Linked DNA regions of Homo sapiens: all the other regions are linked to region 1. Evidence: chromatin contacts called from ENCODE Hi-C or POLR2A ChIA-PET data. All regions are on one chromosome and are shown on one strand. The core of a region is the stretch at or near the end of the contact, and the rest is flanking DNA. Distances in the headings are between cores, read along the strand shown.

The links. A loop is a pair of places that touch in the nucleus more often than their neighbours do. ChIA-PET counts read pairs that join two places held with the same protein, here RNA polymerase II (POLR2A). Pooled maps may share reads with other maps.
Region 2: a pooled map shows a loop between it and region 1 (3-fold over the local background). The contact joins two enhancer-like sites. A Hi-C loop is called at or near these places in 1 of 168 maps with a recorded cell type or tissue (GM11168) and 2 of 50 pooled maps. POLR2A ChIA-PET finds 5 or more read pairs at or near these places in 3 of 52 experiments (H1, OCI-LY7 and activated T-cell).
Region 3: a map of PC-3 shows a loop between it and region 1 (19-fold over the local background). The contact joins two enhancer-like sites. A Hi-C loop is called at or near these places in 7 of 168 maps with a recorded cell type or tissue (Calu3, PC-3, ascending aorta and 4 more) and 18 of 50 pooled maps. POLR2A ChIA-PET finds 5 or more read pairs at or near these places in 2 of 52 experiments (H1 and OCI-LY7).

Annotation. Positions count from the first base shown.
Region 1 is chr6:150,417,786-150,421,558 of GRCh38, forward strand. No RefSeq gene overlaps it. Among named protein-coding and RNA genes, the nearest start is that of IYD, 51 kb to the left of the region's middle. RefSeq lists enhancers at 1,047-1,615, 1,308-1,602, 1,616-2,182. Within about 2 kb of position 1,431, at least 28 of the 41 ENCODE cell types and tissues checked have a DNase peak (open chromatin) inside an H3K27ac peak, as active enhancers do; they include PC-3, ascending aorta, endothelial cell of umbilical vein and 1 more, where a contact is called at or near this core.
Region 2 is chr6:150,763,755-150,767,340 of GRCh38, forward strand. All of the region lies in intron 3 of PLEKHG1 (pleckstrin homology and RhoGEF domain containing G1), which reads left to right. Among named protein-coding and RNA genes, the nearest start is that of MTHFD1L, 100 kb to the right of the region's middle. Within about 2 kb of position 1,662, at least 4 of the 41 ENCODE cell types and tissues checked have a DNase peak (open chromatin) inside an H3K27ac peak, as active enhancers do.
Region 3 is chr6:150,880,415-150,883,849 of GRCh38, forward strand. It overlaps MTHFD1L (methylenetetrahydrofolate dehydrogenase (NADP+ dependent) 1 like), which reads left to right. Exons shown (of 28, transcript NM_015440.5): 5 at 2,348-2,472. Among named protein-coding and RNA genes, the nearest start is that of MTHFD1L, 16 kb to the left of the region's middle. Within about 2 kb of position 1,842, at least 20 of the 41 ENCODE cell types and tissues checked have a DNase peak (open chromatin) inside an H3K27ac peak, as active enhancers do; they include PC-3, ascending aorta, endothelial cell of umbilical vein and 1 more, where a contact is called at or near this core.

The DNA.
Region 1 (3,773 bases), core at 181-2,680:
AGAGCAAGAAATATGGGGAAGTCAACGTTATTGTGTGAATAACATCAGCCTTTGGTTGGTTGATGGATGGCTATTGAGTTTGGGGGTTCTTCTGTGATCTTATTAGTTGCTACAGATATTCTCAGTATCTCTTAGCACCTTGTAAACAGAGGAAAGAGAAGCCTGCATCTCCTCTCCTCAGCAGATAAACATCTGGGGACAGTGACAAAGCCCACAGACCCTGATGGTGTCTTTGATATACAGCCACAATACGCATTTTGACACCGAGTAGATGCTTTTAGATGATGAAATCAGTGGTTTGAATTGAGGCATTTGTGTGAAGTTCATGAGCTTTCATGCCATGATTGGCTTAAGTAATTCAGAACTAGCTGCGTGTGGGTGCCGTGGAAATACTCTTTCAATCTCTTTCTTATTGGGCCATTTTTGTGCAAAAGAAATTGCTGTTTTAATGGCAAAACCAGCAATTACTTTTGCACCTACCCAAGAGTTCATGGGATATTCAAAGCAATTTTCCGAACTGTATCCTCCAACTCGAGGCAGTTACTGTGAAACCACTAGATGGCACAGTCATGCTAGATGTAATCAAGACTTCAGCAGAAATGAAAAAGTGAGTCTTGCTAGATTACTTCATCAGATACTTAAGCTGTAGTTTACTTCCCCTCTCCAAAATTTTTCTACGTGTTAGTAATTTATGTCTTCCAGATCGTGTAAATACAGATGTGTTAGACTTAGTCATCTAAATCAATTGTTCAGTGACTACAGCCAAACTATAAAAAATGATTACTTCTCTTTGTTTTCAGTTCAAGTATTTTTACTATTCCTTTGCCACACATTTATTTTTCATACAGTTACATCAGCGCCCTGGGTCCCTTTTCTTTTGTACACATAGTGATAGAGAGGGAAATTACTCATCTCCAACGTCCTGGAAATTGTTTTCCAGCGCATAAATTTCCTAGCCCTCTGAAAGATGTCAATCATTTTCTTTAGCAGGGCATTAGGGAACTCCAGCTTTCCGAAAGATGTTAGGAAAGAAATGTCATGTCCGAAGACACAAAGTAAATGATTACTTTCTTCACCCAGCTTTATTTGTCATTTGTCTTAAAAAAAAAAATAGGAGAAGTGTTTTATTCACAGTCAGAGGCTAGGGCAGCAAGACAAGGCACGTTAGTGAGGCTGTAAATACCACTGTGTCCACGTTCACTTAACACAACGCCATCTCCCAGCGCAGCCCCAGCCCCTCTGCACCCCCCGCCCCACTGCACCCCTTAATGCCAGAAACACTCAGGCCCCCCGAAAGTTTAGTAGGGCTGCATTTAGAACAAGTCCAGAGCCAACAAAGGAAAATAGTGGAAGACACTTAGGAGGGAGAAGAGAGAAATGAAATTTATTTAGCCCGAGGTCCCCACGCCATGAATGTGGCCAGCAGGGGGCTTCTCGTGCGGACGCTCAAAGCCGGAAGAGCCAGCAGGCACGGAAGCCCTCGTGGGAGCCGGGAGTTCCATGGCGAGGCCCCCCGCTGCTGCCCCAAGAAACGCTTGGGTTTGAGATCTCAGGAAACACGGAGAGCCCCCACTGCGATGGTGACGGCCCTGGAGTGGGTGGTGCTAAGGAAAGGGCAGCACACCCTTGAGGGCGGGAAGTGAATGGGGTGAGAGTTGGCACTGCTGGCCATGTTTTCCTCCATTTCCTTATGGGACTCAGTTTCCTCAAAGGAAGAACCAAAATGAATAAAGTCTGATATGGTTTGGCTGTGTCCCCACCCAAATCTCACCTTGAATTGTAGCTCCCATAATTCCCACATGCAGTGGGAGGGACCCCCTAGGAGGTAATTGAATTGGGAGGGTGGGCCTTTTCCGTGCTATTCTTGTGATAGTGAGTAAGTCTTATGAGATCTGATGGTTTTATGAAGGGCAGTTCCCCTCCACACGCTCTCTTGCCTGCCTCCATGTAAGATGTGTCTTGGTTCCTCTTCGTCCTCTGCCATGATTGTGAGGCCTCCCCAGCCACATGGAACTGTGAGTCAATTAAACTTCTTTCCTTTATAAATTACGCAGCCTTGGGTATGTCTTTATTAGCAGCCTGAGAACAGACTAATACAGAATCTAGTTTTTTATACAAAGAGATTGAGAAACAGCCCTTGATTGTGCTGACAAGATTTTAGGAGCTGTTTATAAGCGCCCTACTGAGGACTCTGGAGATGATCCTTCATTCTAGAATTATAAGGTTAAAGTTGTTTGTTTGTTTTTTCTACTTGCCTAGTCCTTGGTGTATATAAAGAATCTTGTGGTACTTTGGTATTTATTAAGAGATAGAGAGTCTTTAATTTTTGAATACATTGGATCAATTTTTATATAGTATTGCATTTTTTATAACCCTTATTTACTTTTTATTTTTAAACCCCACCGTCTTCTCTATTCTCTTGACCCAGATGTCATGTAATAAGTTATGACATTATACATTTTCACCTTAGAGCTATGTTCTGGGGCTTGGCGCTCCTATTATTTAAAAAATGGTATCTTCTATGAGAAAACATGAATATTAAAGTAGACATGAATTTAGTTTTGTATAATTAAATTGAATCCCAGGATGGCAAAGATTTAAATATGATTTATACTTGGCATTAGTAGCAGCAAGTAATACTTGCTGCAGTAACAAAAAACCATTTCAGTGGCTTTGTACAATGAAGGTTTATTTCTCACTCTCATCACCATTCAACAGAGAGAGAGCCCTGCTCCATACATTCATTCAGGGATCCAGGCTCTTTCAAACTGGTTGCTCTGTCATCTTCTAGTACCATGGTTCCCTCTACCAATGCTTTGCATCCTATCAACAGGTGACAAAAGAGAGGGCAAATGGATAAATCACATTCCACTCAACCGCCTCAGTCTGAAGATGACATACATAATTTCTGCTTACATCCCATTCATAAGAACTAGTCCCAAGGACCTATCTCAAGAAGAAGAGAACATGGATATTGTTGCAAAGTATTCTGATATCTACCATACACACACGTTAAATCAAGTTTAGCCTAAAGCTGCCTCCTTACATATTCTAAATTTAGCCTAAAGGTTTCTCCCTATATGGTGAGCTATACATTAAATGGAGGTATAAACAGACTGTAACCTATTTCTGTGACAATCATTGAGTTTTGGCCAATCAAAGGGGGCCAACTGTTCAAGCCATGTTCAAATAAGGTAAATGCCAAGATGTAACCAATCCAGCTGTTTCTGCACCTCACTTCTGTTTTCTGTGTGTCACTTTCCTTTTTCTGACCATAACTTTTCCACCAGATGGCTGCGTTGGAGTCTCTGAGCCTACTCTGGCTTGGGAGGCTGCCCAATTTGCAAATCATTCTTTGTTCAACTAAACCGTGTTAAATTTAATTTGTCTAAGTTTTTTCTTTTAGCACACATGTGCCAGCAATACAAAGTTTGAGAAGATACTAAACTATTTGTTTCAGGGTGAGAAATGCCATGTCTCACTCCTTGATGTACTCCCCCAGAAGAATCCGCCCACTCATACCATACCCAGTCAGGAATAAGCAAAATATGGCCTTGGGAATTAACTTCCTATTTCCAGCATTTGTTTAAACTAAAGAATCTTGGTGAAGTGTTGACCAAGGGAATTTTAAAGTAAAACAGCATATTTTAAAAGTTGATTTAATCTAGTCCTTAAGAAAACAGGCTTTAAGTCCTTTGTAAATGTGGAAGCCAGCCTACAAGATGGCCCCCAATGATTCTGTTGCTGATATTCCACCCTGTGTCATCTCCTCC
Region 2 (3,586 bases), core at 412-2,911, 350 kb after region 1:
AGGAAGAGGAGACAGATGGGTCCCCATGTACTCATTGACTTTAACTCACTCATGCCACAGTGGATGAGAAAGCATCCTTCCTGGGAGCTGGTGAAACAGCAGCTTCCTCCTTAAGGTGGGAAGTGACGAAGAGAGAGGAGCCCCAGACTTCCTTCCACTGAAAGCCCACATGGCTGATCAGTCACTTCAACCATGCTGTCACCCTGGACTCCATGCTTTCTATTATTCTCCACATCCCATTAAATACCTCTCCTCTCCACCTGACTCAGGGTTAGGAGTTGGTCTGCACATACCTGTCTGCTGCATGCATCACCTAACCAGCCTCCCCAGCAGCTTTATAGCTTCTCTCCTATTTTCTTTTTCTTTTTCTTTTTTTTTTTAAGACAGAGTTTAGCTCTTGTTGCCCAGGCTGGAGTGCAGTGGTGCAATCTCAGCTCATTGCAACCTTTGCCTCCCGGGTTCAAGCGATTCTCCTGCCTCAGCCTCCCGAGTAGCTGAGATTAACAGGTGCCTGCCACCATGCCCCGCTAAATTTTGTATTTTTAGTAGAGATGGGGTTTCACCACGTTGCCCAGGCTGGTCTTGAACTCCTGACCCTAGATGATCCACCTGTGTTTGCCTCCCAAAGTATTGGGATTACAGGCATGAGCCACTGCACCCGGCCCTGTTTTCTTTATTGATGATGGAACCATCTTTAATCTCACCACACGCTTCAGTGGTTACCACCAGCTATGTAGCGTGGAAGATTCTGCATGACCTGTCCCGGCCCCCATTTAGCCTCATCTAGCAGTGCAGCCCCACCCTCAAGGGTCTGTGTGTTTAGGCGCACGCCCTGCTCTGTCCAGCTGGTCTCAACCCTGACATCTGGCTGGCCTGAAATCTAGCCCTTTTCAACTCCTTTTAGTGTCCTTTTTGTTACCCTGTGCCTTTGTTTACCCATTTCTGGCCTCCTAGATGTTGTCTTCTTCCTCCTTTCGCTGTGTTGAAACTCCATCCTTCAAGATTCAGCTCCACCCTCACCTTCCCTGTGAAGCCTCTCCCCTCCCTGGAACGGACCACTTCCGCCTTTCCTGCCCTCTCTTGTGAACTGAATCTCTATCAGTCTTGCTGCCAAAACACTATTCTATTTATTTGTTTACACTTGGCTCTTCAACTATACCGGGAGCTTGCTGGGGGAAGGGATCATGTTTTATGCATTTTTTTTTAATTCTTATCCTGTAAAACAGCACTTGGCACACATTATTACATCCTCAAAATAAAAAGATGGGAGGAAGGCTTGTATAAATGAATGTTAATGTGCTTTTAAACTGTAAATTACTATACACATGTAAGTTATTCTAGTTTCAGAGGCATCCCAACGTAATACATGAAATTTGAAAGGCAAATTTTTGGGTAAACAGACTACTTTCTAGAAAGGGTAGAGGGATTGGAGAAATGAAAAAAGATTATTTCTCAGGGCCAGGTGCAGTGGCTTACATCTGTAATCCCAGCATTTTGGGAGGCCAAGGCAAGTGGATCACCTGAGGTCAGGAGTTTGAGACCAGCCTAGCCAACATGGTGAAACCCCGTCTCTGCTAAAAATACAAAAATTACCCAGGCATGATGGCACGTGCCTGCAATCTCAGCTACTCGAGGGGGCTGAGTCAGGAGAATCGCTTGAACTTGGGAGGTGGAGGTCGTAGTGAGCCGAGATTGTGCCACTGCACTCCAGCTTGGGTGACAGAGTGAGACTCTGTCTCAAAGAAAAAAAAAAATTTAATGTGATATCAGAAGAAGAAGGGAAGTGCAGGAGCTATTAACTAACCTATTTCCGGGCATCTCATAGAAATAAGGTAAGCTCTGAAGGGCGCTGAATTTGCCTTCAGTCTCAGTTCTTCTTTCTATAGCATGTCCCTGCTGGATGGTTATGTAGATCAGAGCTTCTCAAACTATCCATGGTGAGGGGCAAGTGTGTGTGTTTTCTTTCCATCTATCACACACCGATTCTTTTGTAAAATACAATTTAAAAAAGAATACTAGAAAAGTTAGAAGAAGAATAAGATGTACAAAGTACAAGCACAAATTTATTATTAGATTGATATTAAATCATTCTGTAAACTAGTTTCTGCATGCTTACTTGATGTCTGTACTTATCTCCTTGTAGATCAGCAGCAAACAGTTTGCAAATTGGCTCCTGCCCACTTCCCATACTTTGAATAGGACCAAGTCAGATCTACTTGGATATCTACTTGGATATTTTCAATAACACATATTACAAGGAATGAAAAAGTTAATTAGAGGAGGCTGCTCGTGTGCAAATCTTATAATGGTAGAGATCTTAAGGACATAAACTGATTAGAAAGTAAATAGGAGAAATTTTAAATCACAGAACATCATTCAAATGGTGAAAAGCCCTTTTTTGTGTGTACTCTCTGCTCCTTCCCTCACCAAACTAGGGTAAATTCTTTGATCCTCTTGGAGAATAATTGTTTTCAGTGCAAAAGTTTTAAATTGATCCTTCATAGTTGTTAACAGCAGGGTAACCATAGGTGCTGACATCAAGCCAATAAAATTAATAAGCAGCATGACAGGCTCTAATAAATTTCGTTGGTGTCCTTACACTGTCATTTCGGGCGCAGAATGAACTGTTATTATCACTGAGCTTCAAACCACTCATTTGGCTACAGATGATTACAGCTGTGAATGCAGGGCATGCTGCCTTAGTTTTCAGGAGCTAGTCTAGGGTTAAAGTATTAGATTTAAAAGATGTACTTATGATCAGTGGGGGGGAACAAGTTATGACCATACAACTTTGATCTGTTTTCTAGAGTGGTCTACAAAAATGTGGACTCCTCACGATCTGTTTTCTCAATAATTTCTGAAAACAAGCAACTTTTAAAATTTAGTTTCTCTGCCATGGACTCTGAGGTTTTTGAAACTCTTTGAGCTGGCGATGGGCCATCAGTTGTTGGATGCTGGCCATGGTTCTTTGTCTGTAACCCCAGATGAAATTCTTTAAGCCCCTTAACTCAACCTTTCTCTCACATGAAGAATTTAGTATCAGGTTTCTGCAAATGAGCAAGCTTCGCTCTTGAAGTGAGAGAAAGGATTGTTCATTCTCTCTTTAAGCCCCACTGCAGAGCCTCTGAATTCAGCCAGGTGAATGTGGCTTGCACCCTCCACCCCTGCCCCGCCCCTCATCCTGCCATGCTGTGTGTGGCTCATGCCCATCCACATCCTTCTGTTTTACCTTCTTAATTTTGTGTACAATATGCCCTCCAAAATGTCCAGCAAAGTCTTAAGCTGCTATTAAATACAGACATTCACTGCACATTGAGTATTAGTCCATCCTTTTGGACCATGTGTAATTTAACAGAAATATCAATGAATATATTTCTTTATTTTGAGGGAGTGTAGGTTTTATGTGTTGTTCAAAATGTACCATTCTTTCAATTCTGGCCTCCATTTGTTTTTCTTTTTTGGGCCTTTTTTGGGCCTGTCTGTCCTATGCAGGTACTCAAGCTCTTATGATTGTTCCATTTATAACAGTAAGGAGAATAGGCCAAGCTATTTGGGGATTTTAATGCCAACTACTTTTAAATCTTTT
Region 3 (3,435 bases), core at 592-3,091, 460 kb after region 1:
TGTTGCCACAAATGACAGGATTTCATTCCTTTTTATGGTTGAATGATACTCCATTGTGTATACACACCACACTTTCTTTATCCTCCATTAATGGGCATTTGGATTGGTTCCATCTCTTGGCTACTGTGAATAGTGCTGTAACAAACATGGGAATGCAGACGGCTTCTCAGCATAGCGGTTTCAGTTCCCATGCGTATATACCTAGTGGTGGGAATGGCTGGGTCATATGGTAGTTGTTTTTTTAATTTTGTGAGAAATCTTCATACTGTTTTCTCTAATGGCTATATTAATCTGCATTCCCACCAACAGTGTACAAGAGCTCCCCTTTCCACATATCCTCGCCAGCATTTGTTATTGTCATTTTTGATAATAGCCATTCTAGCTTGATATCTCATTGTGGTTTTGATTTGCATTTCCCTGATAATTAATGATGTTGAGTGTTTTGTCATATACCTGCAGGCCATTTGTATGTCCTTTGGGAGATGTCTGTTCACGTCTTTTGCACATTTTTTATTTGAATTATTTGTTTTTTTGTTATTAAGTTATTTGAGTTCCTTATATATTCTGGATGTTAACCCCTTGTCGGACGCATACTTTGCAAATATTTTCTCCCATTCTGTAGGTTGTCTCTGCTTTGTTGATTGTTTGCTTTGCTATGAAGAATGTTTTTAGTTTGATATAATCCCACTGATGTATTTTTGCTTTCGTTGCCTATTTTGTTGAGGTCCTATCCAAAAAAACCTTGTCCAGACCAATGTCATGAAGCATTTCCCCTGTGTTTTCTTCTAGTAGTTTTATGGTTTGAGACCTTATATTTAAGTCTTTAATTCCTTTTGAGTTGATTTTTATAGAAGTGAGCGATGAGGGCCTACTTTCATTCTTCTGCATGTGGATATCCAGTTTTCCCAGTGCTATTTATTGAAGAGGCTCTCTTTCCACAATGTGTGTTCTTAGTACCTTTGCCTTGACTTATTTTTTGACAAGGAATCATTTATTCCGTATTTTTCTTTGGGAAAATTCTCATAGAGTGAATTTGTATGGTGTTATATTGAAAAAGAGTAGGTACCTTAATTTATTAGTTAAGATTTGTGTTGGCATTTGTTGCTTCTACCAAATGCTTGGTACAGGTGGCAATAGTTTCCTCGCTTCATTCTGGTCTCTGCTTGGACATCGTGGCCTCTGACCACCCTCCACCCATCATCACTCTGTTAGCCTTTTACCCCACTGAACCTTTATTTTTCTGCATGTCATTTATTCTTTCCAGTGATTTTATTATTATTATTATTTGGAAGGGAGGAACTTCCCTCCTCCACTAGAGTATAAGATCCACGAGGACAGTTTTGTTTATAGCTGTATTTCCTTTACTTAGAACTGATACAGAGTAAGTGCTCAAACCATTTGTTGAATGAATGAAAGAATGCCAAATGAATGAAACAAAGCTTTCTTTCTGATTTTGTACCTCAAATGGTTTCCCCTGCCACTGCACAGGTAGTGATTTTTGCTAGGCAATGAAACAAAAATGGTAAACCAACCCTTCCCCAGAGCCTCTGAGTGAGATCTATATGCAAAGATAAGTATCTTCTCACTTGTGAGCAAATATTTTTGTTAAGTGAGATGAATCAGGATCTTATCTCCTGGCATAAAATAGACAGAGAGGACAAAGCATTGCTTATTTAGAGACACACCCAGACATTTATTAGCTTCCCAAAATGTAGCTTGGTCTTTTTCCTAAATAGTGAATTATTTTAGTGTTTCCCATAAAAGGAGCTGTGCATGCTAAGAATTTTTCTAGCATAAGCCTTTGGAAAGGCTTCTTGTGTGTCATTGAGGTCCAGATAACCCGAGGGCCTCTGTGACTGCTTGGACGTCATGATTAGTGAGCTGTGTTGAACACATTGTGTTTGAAACGCACAGGCTTAGCTGGGCCAGATTGGAATGCTTCAGATTCATGCTTCCTGTCCTTCCTGAAAACTGGCAGTGTGTTTGGCTTAAAGTATGCTTGTTGACAGAGAAGTGTCCTTTGTCTATCTAAACCTTAATAGCTGTTGAGCTTTGGTTTTGTTCTGTTTTGTCTTTTTCTGGCACAGAGTAGAGCCATAGAAAGGCAGAGAAGTCACTAAAAAATTCAGCCAAGCCTTTTAATTTTTTTTTTGAGCCTTGTACACATGATGAAAAGAAAAAAATAGGCTTTTTATTATGCTTTACACCAAGTTTCCAACAAGGAGCAAAACAACAACAAACTATAACAGATGCATTTTCATGAATCCACTTTTTATATAAAGCTTCCTTTGTTGGGTCTCATTTTCACAAAACTAATTTTTATTTTGTTTTTTTGTTTTCTCTTTAGATTATAGATGAAATCTTAAAGATCAATGAAGATACCAGAGTACATGGCCTTGCCCTTCAGATCTCTGAGAACTTGTTTAGCAACAAAGTCCTCAATGCCTTGAAACCAGAAAAAGATGTGGATGGGTAAGAAAATAAAATCAAATAATCAACCTTTATGGCTAAATCACTTTTTCTATTGTGCCTGCTTTTATTTTTCTAAATTTCTTCTATTTATTTCAACTGTGTCAGTAATTGGATAAAAAAATCATTTTAAATATTTCAGGAGTCTATAGGATTTTTTTTTTTTTGAGATGGAGTCTCGCTCTGTTGCCCAGGCTAGAGTGCAGTGGCGTGATCTTGGCTCACCACAACCTCCATCTCCTGGGTTCAAGCGATTTTCCTGCCTCAGCCTCCTGAGTAGCTGGGATTACAGGCATGCGCTACCATGCCTGGCTAATTTTTGTATTTTTAGTAGAGACGGGGTTTTACCATGTTGGCCAGGATGGTGTCTATCTCCTGACCTTGTGATCCACTCACCTCAGCCTCCCAAAATGTTGGGATTACAGGCGTGAGCCACCGTGTCTGGCCATCTGTAGCCTTTTAAAATTCTGCATGCAAAAGTTACATATTTTGGAAAATACATTAGCCCTTTTATAGTGCTTCAATGCCATATGATCTTACACCATCAGATTCATTTAATAAATTCCGGTCTGACTTATACAATCTTTAGCCAGCTCTATTCTTCTAATAGTTTTTTCCTTGGTAATTCTACCAGACCAGAGAAGAAAACTTAGAAACCTGATTCCCCAGCAGTACCATATTCTGTCTTAGTCCCAGGCCAGTTGAGAAAAGCAAAATAAATACTTTTCTTAATGACACAAGGTTTTATTTGAAATTTGGAGGGGAACATCATAACTATTGGGTGCTGTAATGTTGGCCTGTGATTCATGTCATGGAGTGACATAAGCTTCATAGAACAAAGGATACCGGCCGTCTCCAGTGGGGGATAAGCATGCTTCCTGGGGATTAAAACCCCATTTTCCTCCATGGAAATATAGGAAGTGTTTTGTACTGTGGCCAAAAAGAACACAATGTGTTAATGGTTAT